Regions from separate parts of the Homo sapiens genome. Here region 1 is linked to region 2. The links are chromatin loops, found by intact Hi-C in ENCODE. Cell type or tissue: dorsolateral prefrontal cortex. All regions are shown on one strand. Each heading gives the region's core, and the rest is flanking DNA. Links, peaks and the distances in the headings are about the cores only.

The links. Hi-C counts contacts between places; a loop is a spot of excess contacts. Peaks named below come from ENCODE experiments on the same cell type or tissue, not always from the same donor. Only the 100,000 strongest peaks of a DNase experiment are listed, where the experiment ranks them.
Region 1: a loop joins it to region 2, with 3 times the contacts of the local background. A loop is called at or near these places in 13 of 110 quality-filtered maps.

What each region holds. Positions count from the first base shown.
Region 1 is chr17:18,899,108-18,915,767 of GRCh38, forward strand. PRPSAP2 (phosphoribosyl pyrophosphate synthetase associated protein 2) reads left to right here. Exons shown (of 12, transcript NM_002767.4): 9 at 11,996-12,144. It also overlaps the pseudogene LOC100419620. Among named protein-coding and RNA genes, the nearest start is that of SLC5A10, 45 kb to the right of the region's middle. RefSeq lists an enhancer at 1,576-1,625. In dorsolateral prefrontal cortex, for the core only: no CTCF peak of the experiment used is centred there; no DNase peak of the experiment used is centred there; H3K27ac peaks cover 1,917 bases.
Region 2 is chr17:18,848,460-18,860,505 of GRCh38, forward strand. PRPSAP2 (phosphoribosyl pyrophosphate synthetase associated protein 2) reads left to right here and starts at 9,672. Exons shown (of 12, transcript NM_002767.4): 1 at 9,672-9,802. RefSeq lists enhancers at 1,688-1,747, 7,523-8,023, 7,542-7,591, 7,612-7,671, 9,451-10,023 and a silencer at 9,770-10,129. In dorsolateral prefrontal cortex, for the core only: CTCF peaks have their summits at 7,768 and 7,967; DNase peaks (open chromatin) are centred at 7,802, 9,562, 10,032, 10,910 and 1 weaker place; H3K4me3 peaks cover 5,075 bases; H3K27ac peaks cover 4,740 bases.

The DNA.
Region 1 (16,660 bases), core at 3,449-11,448, 50 kb after region 2:
TGGTCAGGCTGGTCTTGAACTTCCGACCTCAGGTGATCCACCCACCTTGGCCTCCCAAAGTGCTGGGATTACAGGTGTGAGCCACCGTGCCCAGCTGATCTTTTGTTACAGGTCCATGGGATTCTGTTTATTTTTATTTTCTAGTCTTTTATATTTTTATTTTTTAGTGGGTCTCACTATGTTACTCAGGCTGGTCTTGAACCCCTGGGCTCAAGTGATTCTCCCATCTTAGCCTCCAGAGTAGCTGAAACTACAAGCACATGCCACCATGCCCTGCCACAGCCATTGTTCTCTCTGTTGTCCAAATTGGCTAATTTCTGTTGTCTGTCTTCCAGTTCACTGATTCTTTCCTTGACCTCCATTATTATTTTCACTGTAACTTCCATTCTGCTGTTGAGTATATCCAACTGAGTTTTTTTTTTTTTTTTTTTTTTTTTTGAGACAGGGTCTCACCTCTGTTGCCCAGGCTGGAGTGTAGTGGTATGATCACAGCTCACTGCAACCTCTGCCTCCTAGGCTCAAGCAATCCTCCCACATCCGCCTCCCAAGAAGCTGGGACTACAGGTGCATGCCACCGTGTCTTGCGAATTTATTTTTGGTATTTTTGGTAGAGACGGGGATTTTACCATATTGCCCAGGCTGGTCTTGAACTCCTGAGCTCAAGTGATCTGCCCACCTCAGCTTCTCTAAAGTGCTGGGATTACAGGTGTGAGCCACCACCCCCAGCCCAACTGAGCTTTTTAATTTGGTTATTGTATTTTTTAAGTTCTAAAATAAGTTTTTGGTTCTCTTTTTTTGAGACTGAGTCTCGCTCTGTTGCCCAGGCTGGAGTACAGTGGTGTTATCACAGCTCACTGCAACCTCCGCTCCCTGGGTTCAAGTGATCCTTATGCCTCAGCCTCCTGAGGAGCTGGGATTACAGGCATCTGCCACCACGCCCGGCTAATTTTTGTATTTTTAGTAGAGATGGGGTTTCACCATGTTGGTCAGGCTGGTCTTGAACTTCTGACCTCGTGATCTGCCCGCCTCAGCCTCCCAGACTGCTGGGATTACAGGCGTGAGCCACCGTGCCTGGCTGCTAATTTTGTATTTTTAGTAGAGACGGGGTTTTGCCATGTTGGCCAGGCTGGTTTCAAACTCCTGGCCTCAAGTGATCTGCCTGCCTCGGCCTCCCAAAGTACTGGAATTACAGTCATGAGACACTACGCCTGGCCTTGGGTCTTTTTTTATACCTTCTATTTTTTTGTCAATACTTTCTTTGTTTAGACTTCTTGTTTTTTATTTCACACATGCTCATAATTGCTGCTTGTAGCACTTTTCTGATGGCTGCTCTAAAATCTTTGTTATACAGTTTCAGCATGTCTGTCATCTTGGTGTTGGCATCTGTTAATTGTCTTTTTTCATTCATATTGAGATTTCACTGGCCTTTAGTGTGGCGAGTGGCTTCTGATTGGAATCTGGACTTTTAGATATTGTGTGTGAGACTCTGGGTCTCATTTAGGCCTTCTGATTTTGCTGGCTTCTCAGGACTCTGGCAGGGAAAGTGGTGGTGTTGGGGCTCGTTTCTGCTAGGTAAGGGTAGAAGTCGAGATTCACCACCAGGCCTTGTGTGGACCACCTAAGGTGGTCCTTGTTACTCATGGGTGGAAATGCTCCCTCCATGTCCTCCGCTGACGCCAAGGAAAAGTAGCATCATTCTCATTGGGTGGTGGTGGAATTCCTGACTCCACCAGGCTGCCTCTGATACCACTGCAATGGAGAGGGGAGGGGCACCTCTTTACTGCTGAGTTGGGGGTAGAAGTCCAGATTTCACTCTCCACTGACTCTGGCAGTTGCTCCTTACTGCTGAGTGAGGGTGAAAGTCCCAGCTCCCTGTTTGGCCTTCTGTGAAACCACCCCATTGGGTTTGGGGTGCCTCATTATAGCCTGACAAGCCAGGAAGTACAGGCTCACCCCTCAACCTTTACTCATGCGGCGGAAATGTGGCGGAAACGTGGGCTGTGGCTTTCCTGCCTGTGTGGCTAGAGTAAGGCAGTTATTGTCTAAATATTTTCTCACTCACTAGGTTGCCCTTTTCTTAGTCCTTTGACTAGGGAGAGCCGACCTTTGTTGGAGCTTTTCTTGTCTTTGCCCACTGGCATTTTTGGGTCGCTTCTTCTCCAGCTACAAATCTGGGATAATAAGGCAAAAGGAATGCCCAAGGAAGCCACCACCGTGACGTTGCTCAGGTCCTGAGGTCCCTTGCTAGTCTGCCTTCTCTCTACCTTTTAGTGTCTTCTCATTTTTTTTTGAGACGGAATCTCGCTCTGTCACCCAGGCTGGAGTGCAGTGGCACGATCTTGGCTCACTGCAAACTCCGCCTCCCGGGTTCATGCCATTCTCCTGCCTCAGCCTCCCGAGTAGCTGGGACTACAGGCGTCTGCCACTATGCCTGGCTAATTTTTGTATTTTTAGTGGAGACAGTTTCACCATGTTAGCAAGGATGGTCTCTATCTCCTGACCTCGTGATCTGCCTGCCTCAGCCTCCCAGAGTGCTAGGATTACAGGCATGAGCCACTGCGCCTGGCCAGAGTCTTCTCATTTTTGTTTGTATGTAACATCCAGGGGTTTTAGTTGTGGGTGGCAGAAGGAGTATTAATAATCCTTCCTAGTGGAAGCAGAAGTGACAATGTTTTGATACTTTTTTTTCCTTGAGACAGGTTCTTGCTCTGTCATCCAGGCTGGAGTGCAGTGGTACAACCACGGCTCACTGTAGCCTCCATCTCCTGGGCTCAAGAGATCCTCCTGCCTTAGTCTCCTGAGTAGCTGGGACTGCAGGCATGTGCCACCATGCCCAGCTGGTTTTTTCCTTATTTTTGTAGCAACGGGATCTCCCTATGTTGCCAGGTCTGGTCTCTAACTCTAGGGTACAAGTAATCCTCCTGCCTTGGCCTCCTAAAGTTCCGGGATTACAGGCATGAGCCACTGCATCTGGCCTTGATACATTTTTTTTTCTTTCCCACTAAATACCAGAAGAACATGATGAATTTTCTGTTGACTTTCCCATCTGGGTGGACTTTTAGTAACCTCTAGAGTCCTCAGTTTACTTCTGTCACCCACCTGTTCACAGAGGGATGGATGTAGTAGCCTTTTGCTCAGTTTCTTTGGCTTTTGTCAGTGATGTTTGTCATTCATCTGTTCAAATGTTTATTGAGAACCTATTTTGCTGGGGCTGATGAGGCCTAGGAAGATGCCCTGTAGGAATGCATGTGTAGCGTCAGATGTTTTTTATCTATGTTATGTTATTTGATCTTTGCAACTTTGGAAGTCAGCAGTTATAATCTCTCATAGATGAGGAAACAGACCCACAGAGATGAAGGAACCAAGGTAGTTCCACCAAATGTTGTTTCCTTGAAGGTAGTGGGGCAACTATTTACTTCCAAGAATGTTTTCTATACCAGTGATTAGGGGACTTGAGTGTTGGCCAAATATGATTGAAATTGGGCCAGGTGCGGTGTCACACCTGTAATCCCAGCACTTTGGGAGGCCGAGGGGGGTGGATCACTTGAGGTCAGGAGTTTGAGACCACCCTGACCAACTTAGTGAAGCCCTGTCTCTACTAAAAATACAAAATTAGCGGGGCATGGTGGCGCACGCCTGTAATCCCAGCTACTTGGGAGGCTGAGGCAGGAGAATTGCTTGAACCTGGGAGGCAGAGGTTGCAGTTAGTCAGGATTGCGCCATTGTACTCCAGCCTGGGTGACAAGAGCAAAACTCCATCTCAAAAAAAAAAAAAAAAAAAAAAAAGAAATTGACTTGCCCCCCTCCACTCAGTCTTTACCGAGTACATATTTGAGTGCTGCTGTGCCAGCCATCGTGGATGTGGTGGTGACCAGTGCAGGCAGGGCTGTGTTCCCATGGCACTTGCAGACTGCCCTCATGTGCTCTTTGACTGGTAGGTCAGTTGGGTAGATTGGAACGAAAGACCCAGTCTCTTTTTCTCCCAGTTTCAGTAATTGAATCCACATAGATCATACTACATTAAATGAATGTTTTAGAGGCTGGGCGCATTGGCTCACCCCTGTAATCCCAGCACTTTGGGAGGCCGAGATGGGTGGATCTCCTGAGGTCAGGAGAATTGCTTGAACCCGGGAGGCGGAGGTTGCGGTGAGCCCAGATCGTGCCATTGCACTCCAGCCTAGGCAACAAGAGCAAAACTCCATCAAATAAATAAATGAATGAATGAACGTGTGTTTTAGTATGGAGATGAGTGCTACAAAAGGTTCAGTTTTATATGGAACAGGTAGTAAAATAACACAGTCAAGGCTTAGGAGTTTGGTCTGTGAGTTTAAGGTATTGTGAGTGGGCTAGGCTCGATGGCTCACACCTGTAATCCCAGCACTTTGGGAGGCTGAGGTTGGAAGATCATTTGAGTCCAGGAGTTCAAGAACAGCCTGGGCAACATGTTGAAACCCCATCTCTACCAAAAATACAAAAATTAGCCGGGTGTGGTGGCGTGTGCCTCTAGTCCCAGCTACTCAGGAGGCTGAGGTGGGAGGATCACTTCAGCCCAGTAGGTGGAGGTTGCAGTGAGGTGAGATCACACCACTGCACTCCAGCCTGGGTGACAGCCAGACCCTGTCTCAAAAAAACAAAGTAAAATAAAAAGGTATTGTGAGCAAGAGCTCTGTCGACATGGCATCAACACAGTAAAGTCAGTTCTGGTTGTCTTATATCCCGTAGCTATGTGGTGGTGATTTTCTTGTGTTCTAATGTCCTGATAAACACATTCACCCAGACTTCGAGCAGGAGATGGCACTTTCTGGCTCAGCCACATGCAAATTCTGATCCTATTATTTCTAGTTCCCTCCTCCAAGTTTTTCATTTGGCAGCCAACCTTAGAAAATAGCTGTAATCAATGTAGAAGTCAGACTGGGGCTGACTTTTATCAGTCAGGAAGGTATTAAATTAGCAGTCCAAGACTTGGGCTTCCACTTGTGCCTTAGCCAGTCTTTGTGAGAACCTTGGTCAAGGCTGTCTCTCCAAGCCTCAGTTTCCTGGGGATAACACCTGCTTGGCTTATCTTACAGAGTTAATAAGCATCAAAGAACTTACTGAAGGACTTTATAAATTAAATACCATTATGTAGAATGGTGGTGGTTAGTGCCTTTATTTATTTATTTTTTGAGACAGGGTCTCCCTCTGTCGCCCAGTCTGGAGTGCAGTGGTGTGATCTCGGCTCACTACAACCTCCACCTCCTGGATTCAAGCGATTCTCTTGCCTCAGCCTCCTAAGTAGCTGGGATTACAGACGTGCGCCACCATGCCCAGCTAATTTTTGTATTTTTGGTAGACATGGGGTTTCACCATGCTGGTAAGGCTCTTCTCGAACTCCTGACCTCAAGTGATCTGCCTGCCTCGGCCTCCCAAAGTGTTGGGATAACAGACGTGAGCCACTGTTGGGATAACAGGCGTGAGCCACTGTGTTTAGTGGTTAGTGCCTTTAGAATCCTGAAGTTATTGATGAATAGGTCGAAGTCCAGAGCTATTGTTTTGGAGTTGTTTGACAATGAGCAGTTGTTTTGACTAAAAGGGATCATCAGAGAAAGTGTTGCTTTTGTAAGGAACAGAACTTGCTTGAATGAGTTGTTTGAAATTGTTTTCTCTGAATAACTGAGTGAATAGGAAACAAAAGGATAGCTGAGGCCCTGTGTCTTGTTCTTTCTCACCCATGATGTAAATTAACTCATTATCGTACAATCAGGATCAAGTTGCTTTAGAATTCCTCTCTGTCAGTGCATGAAACAAAATGACACAGAGAAACCATCCTGATTGATTTTGGAATTAGATGGGAATGCAAAGTATCTGATTAAGTTATATGGAGTATCCAGAAACTCCCATTGCTGTGCAGGTAATAATTTTATTTATTTATTATTTTACTTATTTATTTTTTTGAGACAGAGTCTTGCTGTTGTCGCCTGGGCTGGCATGCAATGGCACGATCTCGGCTCACTGCAACCTTCGCCTCCCGGATTTTAGCAATTCTCCTGCCTTAGCCTCCCGATTAGCTGAGATTACAGGTGCCTGCCACCATGCCTGGGTAATTTTTTTGTATTTTTAGTAGAGACGGGGTTTCACCACGTTGGCCAGGCTGGTCTCAAACTCCTGACCTCAGGTGATCCACCTGCCTTGGCCTCCCAAAGTGCTGGGATTACAAGTGTGAGCCACCGCACCCGGCCATGATTTTATTTATCTTAAGAGCATTGTGCTTTGTAGAGGTTGGTATAATTGAAATATTATTCTAGGAATTGGCAAACCTCCACAGATCCCAGATGGAAAAGACTTCCTTAGAGGATAACTAACAGGTCAGTCATTTGGCCAATTTTGTTTGCAAAGCCAATCTTGAATTTCAAGGAGGAACTAATAATCTATGTGATGCCAACTCTTTTGAAGACTCTGCCCCATTGTTCTGTCTGAAATTTTTTTCTCTTGAGAATTTTTTTTTTTTTTGAGACGGAGTTTCGCTCTTGTTGCCCAGGCTAGAGTGCAATGGTGCGATCTCGGCTCACCGCAATCTCCGCCTCCCGGGTTCAAGTGATTCTCCCACCTCAGCCTCCCAAGTAGCTGGGGATTACAGGCATGTGCCACCACACCCGGCTAATTTGTTTGTGTTTTTAGTAAAGACAGGGTTTCTCCATGTTGGTCAGGCTGGCCCCAAACTCCCAGCCTCAGGTGATCTGCCCGCCTCGGCCTCCCAAAGTGCTGGGATTACAGGCGTGAGCCACTGCTCCTGGCCACTCTCTTGATAATTTTTTAAAAACTATTTTGATTTTTTTTGTAAGGATGAATTCAAAGTTATATGAATACTAAATCTTACATCTTGGGATATTTATCAAATGTTATTAAAATATTCTGTGTTTATGATGCTCCCTCTTTTCCCTTAGGACAAATATTCTGTCTTACACACACATAGATAAATATATTTTACTGACTTCACTGTTTTTGACCTGAACAGTCTTGCTCCTGTGAAGGTTTATCATCTTTTCCTTGGAAATATAAATTACATTCCTCATAGATAGGACCAGACCAATAAATGTTTACTTACGTGTGTCTGAGATTGTTTGTTTGTTTGTTTGTTTGTTTATTTGAGACAGGGTCTTTCTCTGTTGCCCAGGCAGGAGTGCAGTGGTGCAATTATAGCTCAGTGCAGCCTTGACCTTCTGGGCTCAAGTGATTCTCCCACCTCAGCCTCCCAAGTAGCTGGGACTACAGGCGCGTGCTACCACGCCCAGCTAATTTTTGTATTTTTAGTAGAGACAGGGTTTCACCATGTTGGCCAGGATAGTTTCGATCTCTTGACCTTGCGATCCACCCGCCTCAGCCTCCCAAAGTGCTGGGATTACAGGCGTGAGTCACTGTGCCTGGGCCAGCTAATTTTTTTTTATTTTTGTAGAGACGAGGTCTCCCTGTGTTGCCCAGGCTGGTCTCAAACCCCTGGGCTCAAGCCATTCTCCTGCCTTCGTCTCAAAGTGCTGGGATTACAGGTGTGAGCCATCACCCAGCTTTAAAAAGTATATTGAAAATAGGATGATTTAAGCATGAGTTTTTTGTGTGTTTGTTTGTTTGTTTGTTCGTTTTTCAGTAGAGATGGAGTTTCACCATGTTGGCCAGGCTGGTCTTGAACTCCTTGTCCCAAGTGATCTGCCCGCCTTAGCCTCCCAAAGTGCTGGGATTACAGGCGTGAGCTGCCGTGCCCAGCCAAATTTAAATTTCTTGAAATAATTGCTAACACTGTAGCAAAGCTTTCCTTTGTTGTGTAGTGCATATAGGAAACCAGGTTGATGTGAAATTTCTAACAGCTCATAAGAGTCTACATACTAATAGTATTTAGTACTTTCTAGTGCCCTGCTCTTCATATGTCATGTAAATGCCTTGGCTGTATCTAGTATAGATAGTACTAGTGGGATTCAGTATAATCCTTAATTTTTTGTTTGTTTTTAGTAATTCTTGTAAGCAGTTAGTTAAGAACTTGTTTTGAATTTTTGGTGCTGGTAAGCCAAGACTGCGAGAACTTGTTGGATTCTTAAACACTTGAACATTTACCATGCATTAGGTGCTGAGGATGGAAAAAAGAGTAAGACTCAGCATGGCCCCCAGGAATCAGGAGTGGCTGTATTAATATCAGACAAATCAAGGCAAATAATTTTGCCATGGTTGAAGAAGGTCTTTTCCTAATGATAAAGGGGTCAGTTCTTCAAGAGGACAAAACAGTTCTAAACATTTATAAACTAAATGACAGTGTTTCAAAGTATATGAAGCAAACACTGATAACTGCAAGGAGAAATAGATATATCCATAATGATAGTGATTCCATTATTCTTCTCTTAGTAATTGATAGAATAAGGAGACTGAAAATCATTAAGGATGCGGGAGACTTGAACAACCCCTTCAGCCTGCTGGATCTGACTGACAGTCATAGCACACCATCCAGAGAGAGCAGAATGTAGTTCTTTTTTAGTATAAACACAAAGATAGATCATATTCTTGTGAGCCATAAAATAAGCCCCAAATTGATAATTATGCAAGCCATACAAAATATATTCTCTGACCACAGTGGAATTAAGAATAATTCTAATAACAGAAGTATCTTTGGAAATGTCCTGAATATTTAGTAACTAAATAACATACTTTTAGATAACCCATAGGTCAAAGAAGAAGTCAAAAGTGAAATTAAAAAGTATTTAGAACCAAATGAAAATGAAGACACAGGCCAGGCGCGGTGGCTCATGCCTGTATTCCCAACACTTTGGGATGCCAAGGCCGGCAGATTACCTAAGGTCAGGAGTTCAAGACCAGCCTGGCCAATATGATGATGAAACCCCATCTCTACAAAAAATACAAAATTAGCCGAGCGTGGTGGCACACCCTGTAATCCCAGCTACTCGGGAGGCTGAGACAGGAGAATCACTTGATCCAGAGGTGGAGGCTGCAGTGAGCCGAGATCATGTGACCGCACTAGCCAAGATCACGCCACTGCACTCCAGCCTGGGCGACAGAGCAAGACTCCATCTCAACAACAAAAAAAAGCCAGATGCGGTGGGAAGAAGCTCCTGCAAGAGGCCACGGAGCCAGCGACGGGAGGCCTTGAAGCCAGTGACGACCCACTCAGCCGAGCTGCCGCTTTCGCAGCACGCCAAGGACACTCATGAGGACCATGATACTTCCACTGAGAATGCAGATGAGTCCAACCATGACCCTCAGTTTGAGCCAATAGTTTCTCTTCCTGAGCAAGAAATTAAAACACTGGAGGAAGATGAAGAACTTTTAAAAATGCAGACGAAACTGTTCTGATTTGCCTCAGAGAAGGATCTCCCAGAATGGAAGGAGTGAGGCACCGGCAACGTCAAGCTCCTGAAACACAAGGAGAAAGGGACCATCTGCCTCCTCATGCGGAGGGACAAGACCCTGAAGATCTGTGCTAACCACTCTTCACGCTGATAATGGAGCTGAAGCCCAACATGGGTAGTGACCATGCCTGGGTCTGGAACACCCACGCCGACTTCGCCAACGAGTGCCCCAAGCCAGAGCTGCTGGCCATCCACTTCCTGAATATTGAGAATGCACAGAAATTCAAAACAAAGTTTGAAGAATGCAAGAAAGAGATCGGAGAGAAAAGAAAGGATCGGGCAAAAACGATCATGCCAAAAAAAGTGGCGGAAAAGCTAGAAGCTCTTTTGGTGGAGGAGGAAACCAAGGAGGATGCTGAGGAGAAGCAATAAATCATCTTATTTTATTTCCTTTTCCTCCCTTTCCTTTCCTTTTCAAATTTTACCCTGCCCCTCCTTTTCGGTTTGTTTTTATTCTGTTTTGTTTTTACAAGGGATGTTATATAAAGAACTGAATTCAACATTCAAAAAAAAAGATTAAAGCATAAATCAATGAAATAGAAAACAAAAACCAGAAAAAAGCTAAAAAGCTGATTCTTTGAGAAAATCAATGCAATTGATAAACCTTTATCCAGACTGGTTAGGAGAAAACAAGACACAAATTACCTACCGTACCAAGTGTTGGTGAAGATGTGGAGGAACTGGATCTCTCATGTTCTGCTCATGGGACTGTAATATGGTATAACCACTTTGGAAAACAGTGTGGCCTTTTTTTTTTTTTTTTTTTGAGATGGAGTCTCGCTCTGTCGCCCAGGCTGGAGTGCATTGGCACTATCTCCACTCACTGCGAGCTCCGCCTTCCAGGTTCACGCCATTCTCCTGCCTCAGCCTCCTGAGTAGCTGGGATTACAGGTGCCTGCCACCCAGTCCGGCTAATTTTTTTGTATTTTTTTAGTAGAGACGGGGTTTCACCGTGTTAGCCAGGATGGTCTTGATCTCCTGACCTCATGATCCGCCCACCTTGGCCTCCCAAAGTGCTGGGATTACAGGCGTGAGCCACTGCGCCCGGCCTATGTGGCCTTTTTATAAAGAGTTAAATATACACCTACTATATGATCCAGCCATTCCACTCTTAGGAATTTATCAGGAGATAAGAAAGCATGTGGCTGGACACGTAATTCCAGCACTTTGGGAGGCCACGGTGGGCAGATCATCTGAGGTCAGGAGTTGAAGACCAGCCTGGCCAACATGACAAAACCCCGTCTCTACAAAAAATACAAAAATTAGCCAGGCGTGGTGGCACGTGCCTATAATCCCAGCTACTTGGGAGGTTGAGGCAGGAGAATAGCTTGAATCTGGGAGGTGGAGGTTCACACCACTGCACTCCAGCCTGAGCAACAGAGTGAGACTCTGTCTCAAAAGAAAAAGAAAGAAAGAAGGAAAGAAAGCATGTGCCCATACAGAGATCTGTGTATGAATGTTCACAGCAGCTTTGTGACAGCCAAAAACTAGAAACAACCGGAAAGCTCAGCAATACATAAATGGATACACTGTGATATATTCACCCAGCAGAATATTACTCAGCAATGAAAGGGAATGAACTATTGATATGTTATTCCATGGATGAATCTCCAAAACATGTGCTGCGTAAAATAAGACAAAATGGCCAGGCGCAAGTGGCTCACACCTGTAATCCCAGCACTTTGGGAGGTCGAGGTGGGTGGATCATTTCAGGTCAGGAGTTCGAGACCAGTCTGGCTAACATGGTAAAACCCCATCTGTACTAAAAATACAAAAAAGTTAGCCAGATGTGGTGGTGCATGACTGTAGTTCTGGCTATTTGAGAGGCTGAGGCAGGAGAATCGCTTGAACCCGGGAGGCAGAGGTTGCAGTGAACTGAGAAATCCTGCCACCACACTTCAGTCTGGGCGACAGAGCAAGACTCCATCTCAAAAAAAAATCAGACAAAAAAAGGCAACTTTATGATTTCACTTACGTGAAATTCTAGATAGGTGAAACTATAGTGACAGAAAGCAGATCAGCTGTTGCCTGGGGCAACACTTAGTGAAAAATCACTAAGGGGCATAAGGAGATGCTTGTGGTGATGACGTTCCTTATCTTGATTGTGCTAATGCTTATATGGGCACATACAGCCTTCAGAGCTCATGAAATTATATACTTTAGATATGCACAGTTTCTCATATCTCAGTTTTACCTCCCTAAAACTATTAAGAAATTTGTGCTTAATACTTTGGTGAGCATTTTATGCCCTTTGCCCCATGTAGTTGGTTCTCACTGGTAGGTAGGCAGGCAGGTAGAATTAGCAGCTTTAGGTGAGACAGAGCTGAGCGGAGGTTCCTTCACTCAGTCAGGCTCTCCCGGCCAGTGGCTTGCAGACCAGGCCAGGCTGCTGCCCTTCTTTGGTGCTGCTGCAGAGGGAAGTGTTTGGCATGTGGGGTCTCTACAGTTAGTCCTGGTTTCTAAGAGTCTAAGGCTGTTTTATTCTCTCTTTTCTTTAGTCCTTTGGGAGACAACATTCTACTTATGTTCTCTTAATGTTTTGTCCCCTAGGCATTAGCAGAACCAAGGGCTGCATGAGTTTTGAGCTTGTGTCTGGTGTTTTCCCTCAGGGCACAGTCTTTTGCTGAGCGCCTGCGCCTGGGAATTGCAGTGATTCATGGAGAGGCGCAGGATGCCGAGTCGGACTTGGTGGATGGACGGCATTCCCCACCCATGGTCAGAAGTGTGGCTGCCATCCACCCCAGCCTGGAGATCCCCAGTAAGTGTGCTGCTGCCTCTTTCCCACTTTCCTCTGATTTTAAGGCTGACTACACTGTTGTCTGTGTGGTTTTTTTCCTCATTCTTCGTTTTTTTTTAGTTGGCAAAAACTCATTAACACCTTTCTTGGCCAGATAGTAGCGAATGCATTTCTGATTACCTTGTAAATTGTAAGGCCGTTTAGAAGCAGTCTGTCCTTCTTTGCAAGACCTGTGAAAATGTTTGGACTATTGAGACAGTTGCAATGCTTCAGGGAAGTCCATTCATTCATTCAGCAGTATATACTAGAGTGTAGTTTAACATAAGCAAAAAGCTTTTTATATACAAAGTTATTGACTGTGATGTTGTTTTTAATGCAAAATATTAGAAAGGTTTAAATGGTTTACCAGAGTGTAGGGCTTGGTAAATTATACTGTGTCAGTACAGCTAATTATGCAGCCCTTTGAAATAATCAAGACTATCTGGAAACGAGAAAAATATATGGAATATATATGAACAAGGCAGAATATAAGATTGTATACCTATTTGTCTTAGTTCAGGCTGCTGTGATGAAATACCTTAGACTGGGTAATATAAACAACAAATTTATTGCTCACAGTTCTAGAGGCTGTGAAGGTCAAGATAAAGGCGCCAGCACTGACCCCGTGATGGGCCGGGCACGGTGGCTCACGCCTGTAATCCCAACACTTTGGGAGGCCGAGGCGGGTGAATCACCTGAGGTCAGGAGTTCGAGACCAGCCTGATCCACATGGAGAAACCCCCTCTCTACTAAAAATACAAAATTAGCCAAGTGTGGTGGCGTATGCCTGTAATCCCAGCTCCTTGGGAGGCTGAGGCAGGAGAATCGCTTGAACCCGGGAGACAGAGGTTGTGGTGAGCCGAGATCGCGCCATTGCACTCCAGCCTGGGCAACAAGAGTGAAACTCCTTCTCAGAAAAAAAAAAAGATAAAGGCGCCAGCAGATTTGGTGTCTGTCGAGGGCCTGTTCCTCGTAGATGGTACCTTCTTGCTGCATCCTCATGTGGTGGAGAAAGGTGGAAGACTCCCTCAAGCCTCTCTGACAAGGGCACTGACCCCCTTCGTAGAGCAGAGTCCTAACAAACTAGTCACCTAAAAGCCCTACCTCTTAATACCACCACAGTGGGTTCCAGCATGAATTTGGAAGGACACAAAAATTCAGACCATAGCATTTTGCCCCGGCCCCTCAAAATTCATGTTCATCTTACGTGCAAAATACATTCATTCTATCCTAATAGCCCCCAAAATGTTAACTCCGGGTAAGTCTTAACTTAATTTCAGCATCACCTCAAAAGTCTGAAGTCCAAAGTCCCATCTAAATATCATCTAAATCAAATATGGGTAAGACTCCAGCTCTGGGATTCACTCTGACGCACGTTTCTCTCCGGCTGTGAGCCTGTGAAATCAAACAGGTTGTATGCTTCCAAAATGCAATGGTGGGACAGACATTGGATAGACATTCCCATTCCAAAAAGGAGAAGTGAGGCCCAGTGTGGTGGTTCACGCTTGTAGTCCCAGCGTTTTGGGTAGCCAAGGTGGGAGGGTTGCTTGAGGCCAGGAGTTCGAGACCAAAAGGGAGAAGTAGGAAGAAAGAAAGGAGTGACAGGTCCTGACCAAGTCTAAAACCCAACCAGACAAACAACATTAAATCTTAAGGCTTAAGTTGACTCAAAGCCCCGCCTTCCACAAAAACTGGGGCAGGGGTTGGTCTTGCAAAGCTCTGGATGGCCCCACTCCCACAGCTTTGCTGGGAGCAGCCCATGCAGCAGCTCTCAGTCACTGGATTCTCATGCCTGCATCTCTCAGGCTGGAGTTGCACTCTAGTGGTTCTACCAGTCTTGGGTCTTGGGGTGGTCTTGCCCCACAACTCCACTGGGCATTGCCCTAGTGGGGTCTCTCTGGTGGCCCTGCCCTTGTGACAGTTCTCTGCTTGGGCCCTGGCACTCTTTGGGGCATCCTTTGAAGTCTGGGTAGAGGTAGATGTGCCCCCACAGCTCATTCACTCTGTGCACTGTGGAGATGGCCCTGCACGGACACCACTGTGGTTTGTTGCCTGTGCCTTCCAGAGGGGTGGCCCGAGCTATAGTTGGACCTGCTTGAGCTATAGCTGGAGTGGGTAAGGAGTATTCTGGAATGTGGGAAGTGGAGCCTTGAAATCGTTCTGCCCCCAAGACCCTGGCATTCTAGGCTTATGATGAGATGGGCAGTCACAAAGATCTCAGAAATGCCTTTGGGGTCATTGAGTCACTGTCTTGATGAATAGCGTCTGGTTCTTTTTTTTTTTTTTTTTTTTTTTTTGAGACAAGGTCTCACTCTGTCACCCAGGCTGGAGTGCAGTTGTGCGATCATGGCTCATTGCAGTCTCACCTCCTGGGCCCAAGCAGTCCTCCCACTTCAGCCTCATGAGTAGATGGAACTACAAGCACTTGCCACCGCACCTGGCTAATTTTTGTATTTTTTGTAGAGACAAAGTTTTACCATGTTGCCCAGGCTGGTCTTGAACTCCTGAGCTCAAGTGATCCACCCGCCTTAACCTCCCAAAGTGCTTACAGGTGTGAGCCACCACTCCTGGCCGTCTGGCTTCTTTCTATCCATACTAATCTCCTTATCAAATGTTTGCTTGGTGGCTGGGCGCGGCGGCTCACACCTATAATCCCAGCACTTTGGGAGGCCGAGGCAGGTGGATCACGAGGTCAGGAGATCAAGACCAGCCTGGCCAACATGATGAAACCCCGTCTCTACAAAAAATACAAAAATTAGCTGGGCATGGTGGTGCGTGCCTTAAATCCCAACTACTCGGGAGGCTAAGGCAGGAGAATCACTTGAACCAGGGAGTTGGAGGTTGCAGTGAGCTGAGATCCAAGACTGTGCCACCGTACTCCAGCATGGCAACAGAGTGAGACACCATCTCAAAAAAAAAAAGAAAAAAGAAAAGTTTGCTTGGCTACACACTTGGAGTTCTGTCCTGAACATGTTTTTGCTTTTTTTTTTTTTTTTTTTTTTTTTTGAGACAGAGTCTTGATCTGTCTTCCAGGCTGGAGTACAGTGGTGCGATCAGATCTCACTGCAGCCTCCACCTCCCGGGCCCAAGCCATTCTCCTACCTCAGCCTCCCAAGTAGCTGGGACTATAGATGTGTGCACCAGGCCTGGCTAATTTTTTTTTTTTTTTTGGTAGAGACGGGGTCTTGCTTTGTTGCCTAGGTTGGTCACAAACTCTTGGGCTCAAGCAATCCTCCCTCCTTGGCCTCCCAAACTCTTGGGCTTATAGGCCTGAGCCATTGCATCCAGCCTTGCTTTTACATTCTTTACAAGATGGCCAGGCTGATAATTTTCCAAATATTTAAGTTCTACCTCCCCTTTGATGATAAATCTCATCTTTAATTCATCTTCTTGGATTTTAGTATAAGCAGTCAAGAGCAGCCATGCACCCTCTTTTGCCAAAGATTCTATTTCACTGCCCTTTTTTTTTTTTTGAGATGGAGTCTCACTCTGTCACCCAGGCTGGAATGCAGTGGTGCAATCTCGGCTCACTGCAACCTCCAGCTCCCGGGTTCAAGCAATTCTCATGCCTCGGCCTCCTGAGTAGCTAGCACTACAGGTGCACACCACCACACCTGGCTCATTTTTGTATTTTTAATAGAGATGGCATTCCACCATGTTGGCCAGGTTGGTCTCAAAACTCCTGAACTCAAGTGGTCCGCCTGCCTCAGCCTCCCAAAGTGCTGGGGTTACAGACATGAACCACTGCACCCGACCTTTTTTTTTTTTTTTTTGAGACAGTGTTTTACTCTCTTGCTCAGGCTGGAGTGCAGTGGTGTGATCACAGCTCACAGCAGCCTTGACCTCCTGGGCTCAATCGATCCTCCCACCTCAGCCTCCCAAATAGCTGGGACTGCAGGCATGTGCCACCATGTCTGGCTAATTTTTGTATTTTATGTAGAGATGGAGTTTTGCCATGTTGCCCAGGTTGGTTTTGAACTCTTGGGCTCAAAGCGATCCTTCCACCTCAGCCTCCCAAAGTGCTGAAATTACAGGTGTGAGCCACCATGACCAGCCTACTGTCTGTTTTTCTACTAGCATTGTGATCATGACCACTTAGATCATTTCTAAGAAGATTGAGGCTTTCTTTACAGCTGTTTTCTTCTGAGCCTGTCTTAGTCTGTTTTGTGTTGCTATAACAGACTATATAAGACTGGGTATTCTATAAAGAAGACACTTTATTTAGCTCACAGTTCTTCGGGCTGGTAAGTTAAAGAGCATAGCATCACATCTGGCAGTTTCTGGTGAGGGCCACACACTAGGTTGAAACATGGTGGAGAAGAAAAGTGAGCAGGCGGGTGCAGAGAAATCACATGGCAAGAGAGGAAACGAGAGAGCCTGGGAAGCCAAACTCATTTTTATAACAACCTGTTCTCATGGGAACTAAGTGCCCTGAGAGCAAGAACTCACTCACCCCCATAGGAAGGCATTAATCCATTCATGAAGGATCTGCCTCTGT
Region 2 (12,046 bases), core at 4,047-12,046:
CATCTCCTGATATATGATCTGGGCCACCCTCTTAGATTCAAAGGCAGAATCAACAGGAATCTGATCTAACTGTTCTGAGCCCTGGAGCTTGGGCCCAGGCCTGTCTCCTCGGCTTCCTCCTGGATGGTGGGCTGCGAGGGCGGTTACAGCATTGTCCATCCATGTCCCCAGCTCTGAGTCCCTCACCTTCCAGACTCTCCTCAGCTGTCACCAACTGTTTGAGTTAGTTTCCCCAGGCCTCTCAGCTTCTACCTCTAAATGCCAGCAAAGGAGTGAAATCACACACCGGGAAAGCCTGTGGGAGGTGGAAGCTTCCCAGAGCAGGGCCTCAGTGGAGACAGGATTTCCGCAAGCAAAGAAGGGAACAACAGCACAGGCAGAGCTGCAGAGGTAGCGGAGGGGCTGGAGGGCAGCTGCACTGAGGGCAGGTGCCCAGAGGGAGTGGGAGGGAAGTCAAGACAGACAGTCCACAGGGACTGCAAGCAGGGCAGAAGACCTGTCCTTCAGGCCGGCAGATTTTAAAAAATAAACTTTAAGCCAGGTGCAGGGGCACATGTCTGTAGTCCTAACTACTTGGGAAGCTGAGGCAGCAGGATCACTGGAATCCAGGAGGCTGGGGCTGCAGTGAGCTATGATCACACCACTGTACTCCAGCCTGGGCGACAGAGTAAGACTCCGTCTCAAAAAAAAAAAAAAATTAAAAATGAGTTACTTATATCATCTGGATATATGTCCTTTGTCATCGGATATAGGTCCTTTGTCTTCAGATATATGTAGTGTGAATATTTTCTCCCAATCTGTGTCTTTCGATATAGGCAGTTAAAAAAAAATGAATGTATTTAATCCTTTCAAAGGCTCTACACTATTTTGGGAGAATGAGAGGGCTTCAATCTGTTACACACAGACTTAGAGTGATATGTCACAGAATTACATCTAGGTAAGAAGCAATGTGATGCTGGGCGTGGTGGCTCATGCCTGTAATCCCAGCATTTTGAGAGGCCGAAGTGGGCGGATCATCTGAGGTCGGGAGTTCAAGAGCAGCCTGACCAACATGGAGAAACTCTGTCTCTACTAAAAATATAAAATTAGCTGGGCGTGGTGGCGCATGCCTGTAATCTCCGCTATTCGGGAGGCTGAGGTAGGAGAAATAGCTTGAACCCGGGAGGTAGAGGTTCCGGTGAGCTAAGATTACGCCACTACACTCCAGCCTGGGTGACAGAGCGAGACTCTGTCTCAAAAAACAAAACAAAACAAAAAAAGAAGCGATGTGTTAGGTAAGAGGTAGGTGTGTTCCTTAAAAAAGTGGCATATCAACTAAATCTGGGTGAGTTAGGCCTCTGAGGGTGGCCGTTTGCAGGTCTGTAACATCTAAGGGGGAGAGATTTTTATTTATTTATTTATTTATTTTTTATTTATTTTTTTATTTTTTTTGAGACAAGGTCTGGCTCTGCCGCCCAGGCTGGAGTGCAGTGGTGCAATCTCAGCTCACTGCAAGCTCCACTTCTCAGGCTCAAGCCATCCTCCCGAGCCATCCTCCTGGGCACTACTGGTGATACTTGCTGAGTCACAGCAGCACTCCACCCGCCAGGACTTGTTTTTCATTTCCATAATTGGAAAGTGCAGAATCAGGGGCAGATGAGTAGCTGGAACTACAGGCGTGTGCCACCACGCCTGACTAATTTTTTGTATTTTTTGTAGAGATGGGGTTTCACCACGTTGCCCAGGCTAGTCTTGAACTCGTGAGCTCAAGAGATCTGCCTGACTCAGCCTCCCAAAGTGCTGGGATTACAGGCATGAGCCACCATGCCCAGCCATGTGTGAATATTGAGTCACACCTGTGTGAGAGACAGCTGGATGTGTGTGTGATGTATGAGTGTGTGTGATTTGTGAATGTATGTGTCATCCACATGGGGAACATTTGAGTGTGAGTGATGTCTTCATGTATGTGTGAGATACCTGTGTGTACATATGACATCAGAGTCCTTCACTGGACATTGCAAAGGACGCTGGTGGGGTAGGGCCTCTTTCTTACTGAGTTCACAGAATGAAGTGCCATAGGGGCCTCCAAGTGCTGGTGGCCCTGTTGGCATTACTGGGCAGAGCTTGCCTGAGAATAAAATCACCAAAGAAAGACAAAACCCTGGAGATAGTGGAGCACTGGATCTAGCCATACGAAGCTGTCCCCTGGGCTTTTTAGCTGTGGAAGTCAGCCTCACCCCTCCTCAGTTAGCCCCTTTCCCTTTACATTTAGCTGGTTCAAGCTGAGTTTTATTGCAAAAGTCCTGACTAATACAAATACTTATGATAGAATGTGAATGGGGAAAGCCTTCCATTTACTAAGATTTCAAGCAAATGCAAGATTTGAATGCTTCAGAAGGAGGTACACCAGCCTTACCCCCTGGAGGCCCCAGGAAGCAAAGCCACCAAGGCAGGCCTCAGCACCACCAGGCCCCAGTCCTTAGGCCTCCCTAGGAGGTGCTTCCAGTGAAGGGGGAAGGAAAAACTGCTTGCAGGACAGTGGCATAGGGGCTCTCCAGCTGGGGCAGGGCAGTGTAGGTAGGGGAGGAGATCAGTGGGCCCGAAGTTTGGCTTAGGGTGCTCCTCCCTCCAGCTTAAGGGAGGGATTTAGAGAGGCTGAGCCAGAGATACAAGGTTTGGAGAGTGTTTGTTATGATTCGGGCTAGAGGCCTTGGCGATGCCTGTCTTTGGCAGGGAGAGACCCGATAAAGTTGAGTTGGGGGGTAATTTACCGGGGGATCATCAGTCCCTGATTCTGCACTTTCCAATTATGGAAATGAAAAAAAAGTCCTGGTGGGTGGGGTGCTGCTGTGAGCCAGCACAGTGTCACCAGTAGTGCCCAGGAGAAAGCTGTTGAGAGTAGGGTGTGGGCAAAGGGCTCAAAGCCCAGATCTTGGCTAGGTGCTGCCACCAGGAGGAGGAGGCTGCCACGGGGGCCTGTGTGTGGGCCGTGCCAACCTTGCTGTGGCTTTGGTTTATTGACATTACCATAAATATGTTATTCTACTCCATCCACCTCAATAGTGACATGAAGTAGGTGGCATTAGCCCATTTACAGATGAGGAAACTAACAGAGAGAAATGACTTCTAAGGTTGTACAGCTAAAATGGTAATGCTAATGCTAATATATATATATATTTTTAGACGGAGTCTCGCTCTGTTGCCCAGGCTGGAGTGGCAGGATCTCAGCTTAGCTCACTGCAGCCTCTGCCTCCCTGGTTCCAGTGATTCTCCTGCCTCGGCCTCCTGGGTAGCTGAGATTATAGGCATGCACCACCACGCCCGCCTAATTTTTGTATTTTTAGTAGAAACAGGGTTTCACCATGTTGGCCAGGGTGGTCTTGAACTCCTGACCTCAGGTGATCTGCCTGCCTCAGCCTCCCAAAATGCTAGGATTATAGGCGTAAGCCACTGTGCCGGGTCTACAAAACTCCTTCTGTTTTTTTTTTTTTCTTTTTCAGACCAAGTTTCACTCTTGTTGCCCAGGCTGGAGTGCAATGGCGTGATCTTGGCTCACCACAACCTCCGCCTCCCGGGTTCAAGCAATTCTCCTGCCTCAGCCTCCTGAGTAGCTGGGATTACAGGCATGTGCCACCACGACCGGCTAATTCTGTATTTTTAGTAGAGACGAGGTTTCTCCATGTTGGTCAGGCTGGTCTCGAACTCCTGACCTGAGGTGATCCACCCTCCTCGGCCTCCCAAACTGCTGGGATTACAGGCATGAGCCACCGTGCCCGGCCCAAAACTCCTTATATATCCAGAGAGCATATATATTATAAATATTTAACCTACCTAGTATAGCTTATTGGATACTAAAGCAGGACTTTGTTAAACTCTTAGCATGCAGTGGATCATCTACTATGGTCACTGTATGAGGTGGGTGCTTTGCCATTCCCAGCTGTAGCCCCAACCCTCAGCACTGGGCCTGGCATGAGTTAAGTACTTTATTGATATTTGTTGAGTAAATGAATGGAGGTAAAAGTCAGCTAGCAAGGCAGCCAGGGTAGCTACAGGCAGCCTGATTTGGACAAGTAATTTTATTTTATTTTTAATTTATTTATTTATTTTGAATCTCTGAAAGAGTTTCACTTTTGTCGCCCAGGCTGGAGTGCAATGGTGTGATCTTGGCTCACTGCAACCTCTGCCTCTTGGGTTCAAGCGATTCTCCTGCCTCAGCCTCCTCAGTAGCTGGGATTACAGGTGCCTGCCACAACGCCTGGCTAATTTTCTTGTATTTTTAGTAGAGATGGGGTTTCCCCATGTCAGCCAGGCTGGTCTTGAACTCCTGACCCCAGGTGATCTGCCTGCCTCGGCCTCCCAAAGTGCTGGGATTACAGGTGTGAGCCACCACACCTGGCCCGTGGACAAGTAATTTTAAAAGCCCAGAAAACATTGACTATTCACTTGGACAAGCTAAAAATAATGGATGGTGCCTGGTGTTGGTGAAGATGAAGAGACATGGATGCTCTTCCACCTTCCTGGTGAGACTGTAAATTGGTACAAAATTTCAGGGAACAAAATTTTAAAAGGGCATATCCTTTGACCAAACAAGCTTACCTCTAGAAATTTAACGTGAGGAAATACTTGGGCAAAGGTAGAAAGACAGGTTATGTATTAATAGTAAAAAGTGCCCAGAATGAGGGATTAGTTAAGAGAAAATAATGGTTCATCCATATCACAATAGCTCATAATCGCTGCGGTTAATAGAAAGTGGTAGTCAACTGTGTGCCAGATAACTCAAGTGGTCATCAAGATTCCCCTATGACATAGATGCTGTTATTATTCCTATTTTGTAGATGAGGAAACAGGTATAGAGAGGTTAAGAAACTTGTTGAGGTCACACAGCTGGTGAGGAGAGAAGGAATTTGGATCTAGGCGCTGGTTCCCAAGACTACAGTCTTTCATTCACAGCTCATATCATGATGATGTCGACCTGAATTCATCAACATGGAATCATGCCTGCAATAAATTGTTACAGGGAAAAGGCATATTGGAAAATTCCAAGAGTGGCTACCTCTCCACATGGGATAATGGCAAATATCTTTTTAATTTTTTCTTCTTTCTCATTTGAATTTTTCTTACAATGTGTAAATATTATTATGCTTACAAAAGACAATGAAGTTCTTAGTCCCAGCTGCTGGGGAGCTGAGGCAGGAGAACCGCTTGAACCCAGGAGGCAGAGGTTGCAGTGATCCAAGATCGCGCCACGGCACTCAAGCCTGGATGACAGAGTGAGACTCAGCCTCGGGAAAAAAAAAAAAGACAATGAAGTTCCTTTCATTTTGGGGGAAAATAGAAAAAGGAGAAAAGAGGACGGGCACAGTGGCTCATGCCTGTATTCCCAGCACTCTGGGAGGCCGAGATGGGTGGATCACTTGAGGTCAGGAGTTCGAGACCAGCCTGGCCAACATGGCAAAACTCCATCTCTAGTAAAATTACAAAAATTAGCCGGGTGTGGTGGCATGCACCTGTAGTCCTAGCTACTTGGGAGGCTGAGGCAGGAGAATAGCTTGAACCCGGGAGGGTGGAGGTTGCAGTGAGTCAAGATTGCGCCACTGTACTCCAGTCTGGACAACAGAGCAAGGCTCCATCTCAAAAAAAGAAAAAAGAAAAGAAAAAGGAAAAAAGCTGGAGGATGCAGGAAAGGACTCTATAGGAACTTCCAAGGCCTCCTTGGCTGGTGACCTGGCTTTGGCCTCCGCTGCCTCCTACAGCCAGGCAAGCTGCCATCCTCTTCCACTGGGGAAAAAGGGGTGCCTTGTTTTTCTTCCCTGATAGCCAGACAGGCGAGAGCAGAGAGGCAGCTGCAAAAGCTTCCTCGGTGCCTCATACTCATGGACTCCATCTAAAAGTAACTCCTCACCCCCAACCATCATATGGCTGCTAATATTAGTGCTCATTTTTCCACTGAGGAAACAGAAACTTAGAGAGGTGGATCTGTCCAGGGTCATTTCCACAATGAGGACAGGAGGCAGGAAGCAGGCTCCATCCTAGTGATGGACACCTAAGTCCCTGTTTTTTCATTTGCACAACCATTTGAAGGAGAATCCTGTGTTTTTTGTTACACCATACTGCTCAAAAATTTCTATCAAACTATAGCAAAGATTCCTTTCCTTCCTTTAAAAAATGTTGAAGGGAAATGTCTTAGACTTGAGTATCTTGATTTATAGTCGATATACAGCAGTTTAGCCCTTGAATATGGCCAATGACGTGTTGCAGCAAGCTGAGCACTTCTATTACATGCAAAGACTCTGACTGCAAACATCCAAGTGGGCAAGGGATTATCAAGTTTAGCAATGGACTAACCAAAAACTGCATTCGTGTGGAACTGACCACAAGCTTTACATTATGCTTTTGCTCCTTTCTTGCTCATTACCCATTGTATAACAAAATATGCCCAGACTTGGGCTTTAATAAAAAATTTCTTAGCTCTCAATTTTTTGTGGTTTGATTGGTCTTAGCTAGGTGGCTCTTGCTTAGGGTCTTTCATAAAGTTGCAGTCAGGTGGTGGCTGGGGCTGCAGTCACCTGGTGGGTCAGCTTGGCTGAACACCTACCATGGCACACTCCTATGGCCTAAACCCCAAGGATAAAGAGAATGAGAGTTTTGACATCAGCCTACAAGGGATTTCAATAGTCCTTGGAGAATGGATGGCGGATGGAAGAGTGGTATTGCTATAACAGAACAAATGAAACTACAAACTAAGTGCCTGCAGTGCGGGAAACTATTGAGGAGCAAGCCACCCCACTGCAGAACCCTGGACGCGGTGATACACTGGAGCTAGCTCATTCTGGTTAATGAGAGTGGATTTTTTAAAAAATTCAAGGCCAGGTGTGGTGGCTCATGACTGCAATCCCAGCGTTTTGGAGGTCGAGGCGGGAGGATCACTTGAGCCCAGTTCGAGGCGGCAGTGAGCTATGATTGCACCACTGCACTCCAGCCTGGGCAACAGAGCAAGACTCTGTCTCTTAGAAAAGTTTTTTTTTTTCCAGTAATATTATTCTTGTATGGTGCAAACACTATATAATGCTGCGCTACTGCCCATTTTCTTTCCAGAAAGGATAAGGCACTCAATTTTCCAGACATTTCTTGAGTACCATACTTGTGCCAGGCCCTGGGAAACAGTGATCAGCAGGAGGGACGAAGAGCCCACCCTCATGGGGCTTACAGTGTACAGGGGCTGAGGTGGTGATATTTGTCAAATAACCACCCAAACACTTAATTAGAAATCGTGATAAGCCCAATGAAAGAAAAATACATGAAACAGTTTTATTTGGGAAGGGAGTGGTTTAGGGAAGACTCGAAAGTGACAATGGAGCTATCAAGTTCAAGAAGGAGTTAGTAGGGGAGGAGGCTGCAGGAAGAAGTGCACGCCTGGAGGCAGGAACAGCATGTGTCCCGGTAGTTCAGGGTGGCGGGCCCAGGCGGGTGAGAAAGGGCAATGGAGAAGGAAGGAGAGGAGACCGTGCAGACACTGCAAGTGCCAGAAACCCGATCCACACTGGCTTCAGAGGGTGGAGGGGAGGTTCTTCTTGGCTTCCATAATAGAAATGTCCAGGGACCTACCGACTTCAGATTCAGCGCAAACTCATCTGGGCCCGGTCTGTATCCCTCCCTCTCTTTTCTCTCAGCACTTTCCTCAGGCGGTTCCCCTCCTGGCATCCCAGCAGCTGCAGCATCAGCAGGAGAGAGTAAGCCTCTCCAGTCCCGGCGCAGGGATGGAGACGGTGTTTCGTGGGCTCCGATTGGCTCAGTAGCCTATCTTTGGAGCGAATCAGCGAGCGGAGAGGGATGAACTTCTCTGACTGGCCAGATCCAGTCACATGCCAACATGTGACGCGTGGAATCTACGCCAGCCACAGCAGAGAGGTGGGGGTTGTGACCGGAGTTAGATGCCAGCGCAGAAGGGACGTGAGCCCAGCCGAGGTACCGCTGAAGAGGAATCAATTTTGGTATGCAGATAATCACTGGGCTCATGGGTCTTGCTCTTTACAAAGAGGTATGTCCCTGTAAAGTTGTCAGGCAAAGGAAATGTTTCAAACGACTCCATTTCACGAAGTCTCACCTAATTTACAATTCGTTAGTTGAGATGCTTGTATTCTTCGTTTCTAAAATAAGACGTTGAACCATAAAGACTCTAGCTAGCTCTGCAACCTCTGATGAATATTTCATGCCTCATTATTGTGAAAAATCCAAAGCAGAATTGGAGAGAAGATGTGGTATAGGGATTAGGTAAGTGAAGACTGGTGCAAAGCCTCCTGGGTCGAAATTCTGTCCACTGCTTTGTCATTGGAAAAGTTATTTAACGTCGTCGTCTCAGTTCCCACAACTATTAAAATGGAGAGGATAACAACACCTACCTTATGCTCTTGTGAGGATTAAATAAGTTACCGTTAATATATGTAAAGCACTTAAAAGAGGACCATGTGTTTGCTATTATTATGTTATACATACAATAAAGAGTAAACATTACCTAAGTTATAAAGAACTTAGGCAATGGATACCAAAAGTACTAATTCCTTTATAATAAAAGAAAAAAAGGCGACAAGGCAAATAACGATAATAACTGATAATGGCTGGGCGCGATGGCTCACGCCTGTAACCCCAGGACTTTAGGAGGCGGAGGCGGGCGGATCACTTGAGGTCAGGAGTTTGAGAACAGCCTGGCCAACATGGTGAAACCCTGTCTCTACTAAAAATACAAAAAATTAGTCGGGCGTGGTGGCGCACACCTGTAATCCCAGCTACTCGGGAGGCTGAGACAGGAGAATCGCTTGAACCCGGGAGACGAAGTTTGCAGTGAGCTGAGATCGCGCCGATGCACTCTAGCCTGGACAACAGAGCGAAACTCCGTCTCAAAACAAAAAACTAACAAACGAACAAAAAACTGATCATTTATTATACACCCAGAACTGTGCTTTTAGCACAGTTTTGTTTTGTTTTGTTTTGTTTTTGAGATGGACTCTTGCTCTGTCACCCAGGCTGGAGAGCAGTGGCGCGATCTCGGCTCACTGCAACCTCTGCCTCCCGGGTTCAAGCGATTCTCCTGCCTCAGCCTCCTGAGTAGCTGGGATTACAGGCGCGCACCACCACGCCTGGCTAATTTTTTTTTTTTGTATTTTTAGTAGAGATGGGGGTTTCACCATGTTGGTCAGGCTGGTCTCGAACTCCTGACCTCGTGATCCGCCCGCCTCAGCCTCGCAAAGTGCTGGAATTACAGGCGTGAACCACCGCGTCTGGCCGTATTGTCTCATTTAATCCTCACAACAGTCTTATGGAATGGGTGCTGCTATCTTTGTTTTTCAGATGAGGAAACAAGCTCAGAGGGTTGAAATGACTTGTCCAAGGTTACAGGCCAGTGGAGGCTTGAACCCAGGTATTTGTAATTCCAAATGTCATACTCTGTCCACATTCATTCCTTGTAACCTGCCTGGGCTGTCACAGTTGGTGTGGGGCTAGCAGCTCCCCAGGGACCAAAACAGGCGCATCCCCGCCCACCGCCCCGCCCATCGTGCCAGCCCGACTCCACCCCTGTGGCTACACCCACTGCCCCGCGCCTTACCCACTGGTGGGCCACGCCCACAGCCCCCAGCTAGGTGCCTCCGCTGTCCGGGCTCTAGTCCCGCCCTCGCCCCTCCCCGCCCACCGGCCTCGCAGTCACCGCGGACGCCAATCTTGTGCATGGAGTCGCCATTTTGCTCCTAGAGAGGCCGCCAGGAGACCCGGCGCTTTCTTCCTTCTGCAGCTGAGGCTGCGGCGGGGCCGGGGCTGGGGTCGGGGCCAGGTAGGCGGGCGGGAGCCAGTGGCGAGCGGCAGCGAGGGCTGGCTGGCTCCGGCATTGCGGGGCGCAGGTGCAAGGGGCGGGGAGCCCGCGGCGCCGGCAGGCGGACGGGTCGGGGTCCCTGGGTGGTGGCTGCTTGGGGGCTCACTGGGGCGATCTCGCGCCCGCGGCCCTTCCATTTTTCCCTCCCTTCTTCCTCTCCCGCCAGGGGTCGGCGGGGGCGGGGGACGGGCGTCCGGTGCCTGGGCTCTCTCCTCTCCCTGAGGCGCCGCTGGGGAGTCGAACCCTGATGATGGGACCTGTGGTGAGCAGCCCTGAAAGCAAGCCCAGACCCAGCCATTCTCCGTCCCTAAGCTGACACGGAGCCCCTGATTTTAATTTACCTGGCTTTGCTAGTTACGAATATATCTCTCACCTCCTAAAGGATGATTTTATCCAACTCAGAACTCACCCCAGCAGAGATTGAGGGGGAACCGTGATGAAATTTTTAAGTATTCTGCTTGATGATAATAATTTTTCTCTTATGTTAATGTTGGCTCCGTTTGGGTGTTTAGCTTTTGAAAGGAGTATGAAAATGCGGAATGGGGCTTTGGGGCTTGAGGTGTGATCTCTAGTGTTTAAAAAATTTAATTGCACAAATAGAAATAATTCACCCACATTATTGAACCCCACTAAAGCATATCCTTTTTGTCCATATTCCTTTCCTGCTGCCCTCGTGTGTACCATTATTACTCAGTTGTGATTTGAGCTCGTTCCACTTAAAGTCATTCATAGATACTTTTGCGTCGTGTTGAATATTTATTGAATTTCTATTCTGTGTTTTACTTAATTACTTTATTATGGAACCTTTACACAGGTCTGGTGTACTTGTTCTTTGAAAAGTCTTATGTTGACCACCATCACTGAGCATATAGCTTTTTCCTTATTTCCTTGGGATAATTACCCGAAGTGGAAATACCGAATCAAACTTCTGTTTTCTTTCTTTGGCACTATTATATAAATTGTTTTCCAAACAAGGCATGTTTACAATAGACATTTTTCAAAATCTGGGTATTTGTCCTATTTTGCTCTCTGTATGCAGAATTCAGCGGGGTGCCAAGTCGTTTTCTGTGTGGGTTGAGAGACAGGCTGTGCAGCCCACTGTTGCATAGGACTAACTACTACAAATCATGCTGAGACCGAGCTATTTTTGCTGCTTAGAGGCTTTGCAGCCTTGAGTAAGTTTCTTCATCTGGAAACCTAGCTTCCCTGTCTAAAATGGGTCTCATTCTAGTGCTTGCTTCACTGGGTTGTCATAAGCATTGTGAACACTCAGATGTTAGGCATGAGTTAACATTGTGTTGGAGAGATAAGCAGAGCCTGGGATCATACAGGAGTGGAAGAGTAATTCGGTTTAGAATTTGCCCTTCAAATTCTCATCAATATTGATATTAAAAACAGATTTCCTTGGAGTGAGGCACATCACTAATAAACATACATAATAAGTTTTTTTATTTTTATTTTTTTTGCAGAGTCTTGCTCTGTCTCCCGGGCTGGAGAGCAGTGGCGCGATCTCAGCTCACTGCAACCTCTGCCTCCCGGGTTCAAGCGATTCTCCTGCCTCAGCCTCCTGAGTAGCTGGGATTACAGGCATGCGCCACCACGCCCGGCTAATTTTTTGTATTTTTAGTAGAGACAGGGTGTCACCACGTTTGTCAGGTTGGTCTCAAACTCCTGACCTTGTGATCTGCCTGCCTTGGCCTCCCAAAGTGCTGGGATTACAAGCGTGAGCCACCATGCCCATCCAATAAACATAAATTTTTATACTTTTTAATTTTTTGACACAGAGTCTTGCTCTGTTGCCCAGGTTGGAGTGTAGTGGCGCGATCTCAGCTCACTGCAACCTCTGCCTCCCAAGTTCAAGCGATTCTCCTGCCTCAGCTGCGCAAGTAGCTGGGGTTACAGGTGCATGCCACCACACCTGGCTCATTTTTGTATTTTTTAGTAGGGGTTTCGCCTTGTTGACCAGGCTGGTCTCGAACTCCTGACCTCAGGTGATCCGTCCACCTTGGCCTCCCAAAGTGCTGGGATTACAGGCCTGAGGCACTGCGCCTGGCCGGTTTTTATACTTTATGATGCCTTTTAGTTCATCTTTCAATTTCATTTGTTAATCATTGTGACTCATTGAAGTCAGGCATTATTCAGCAATCATTTGTTTAGCCTCTACCGTGTGGCAGCTGCACAGGGTATACAGCAGAGAATATCATG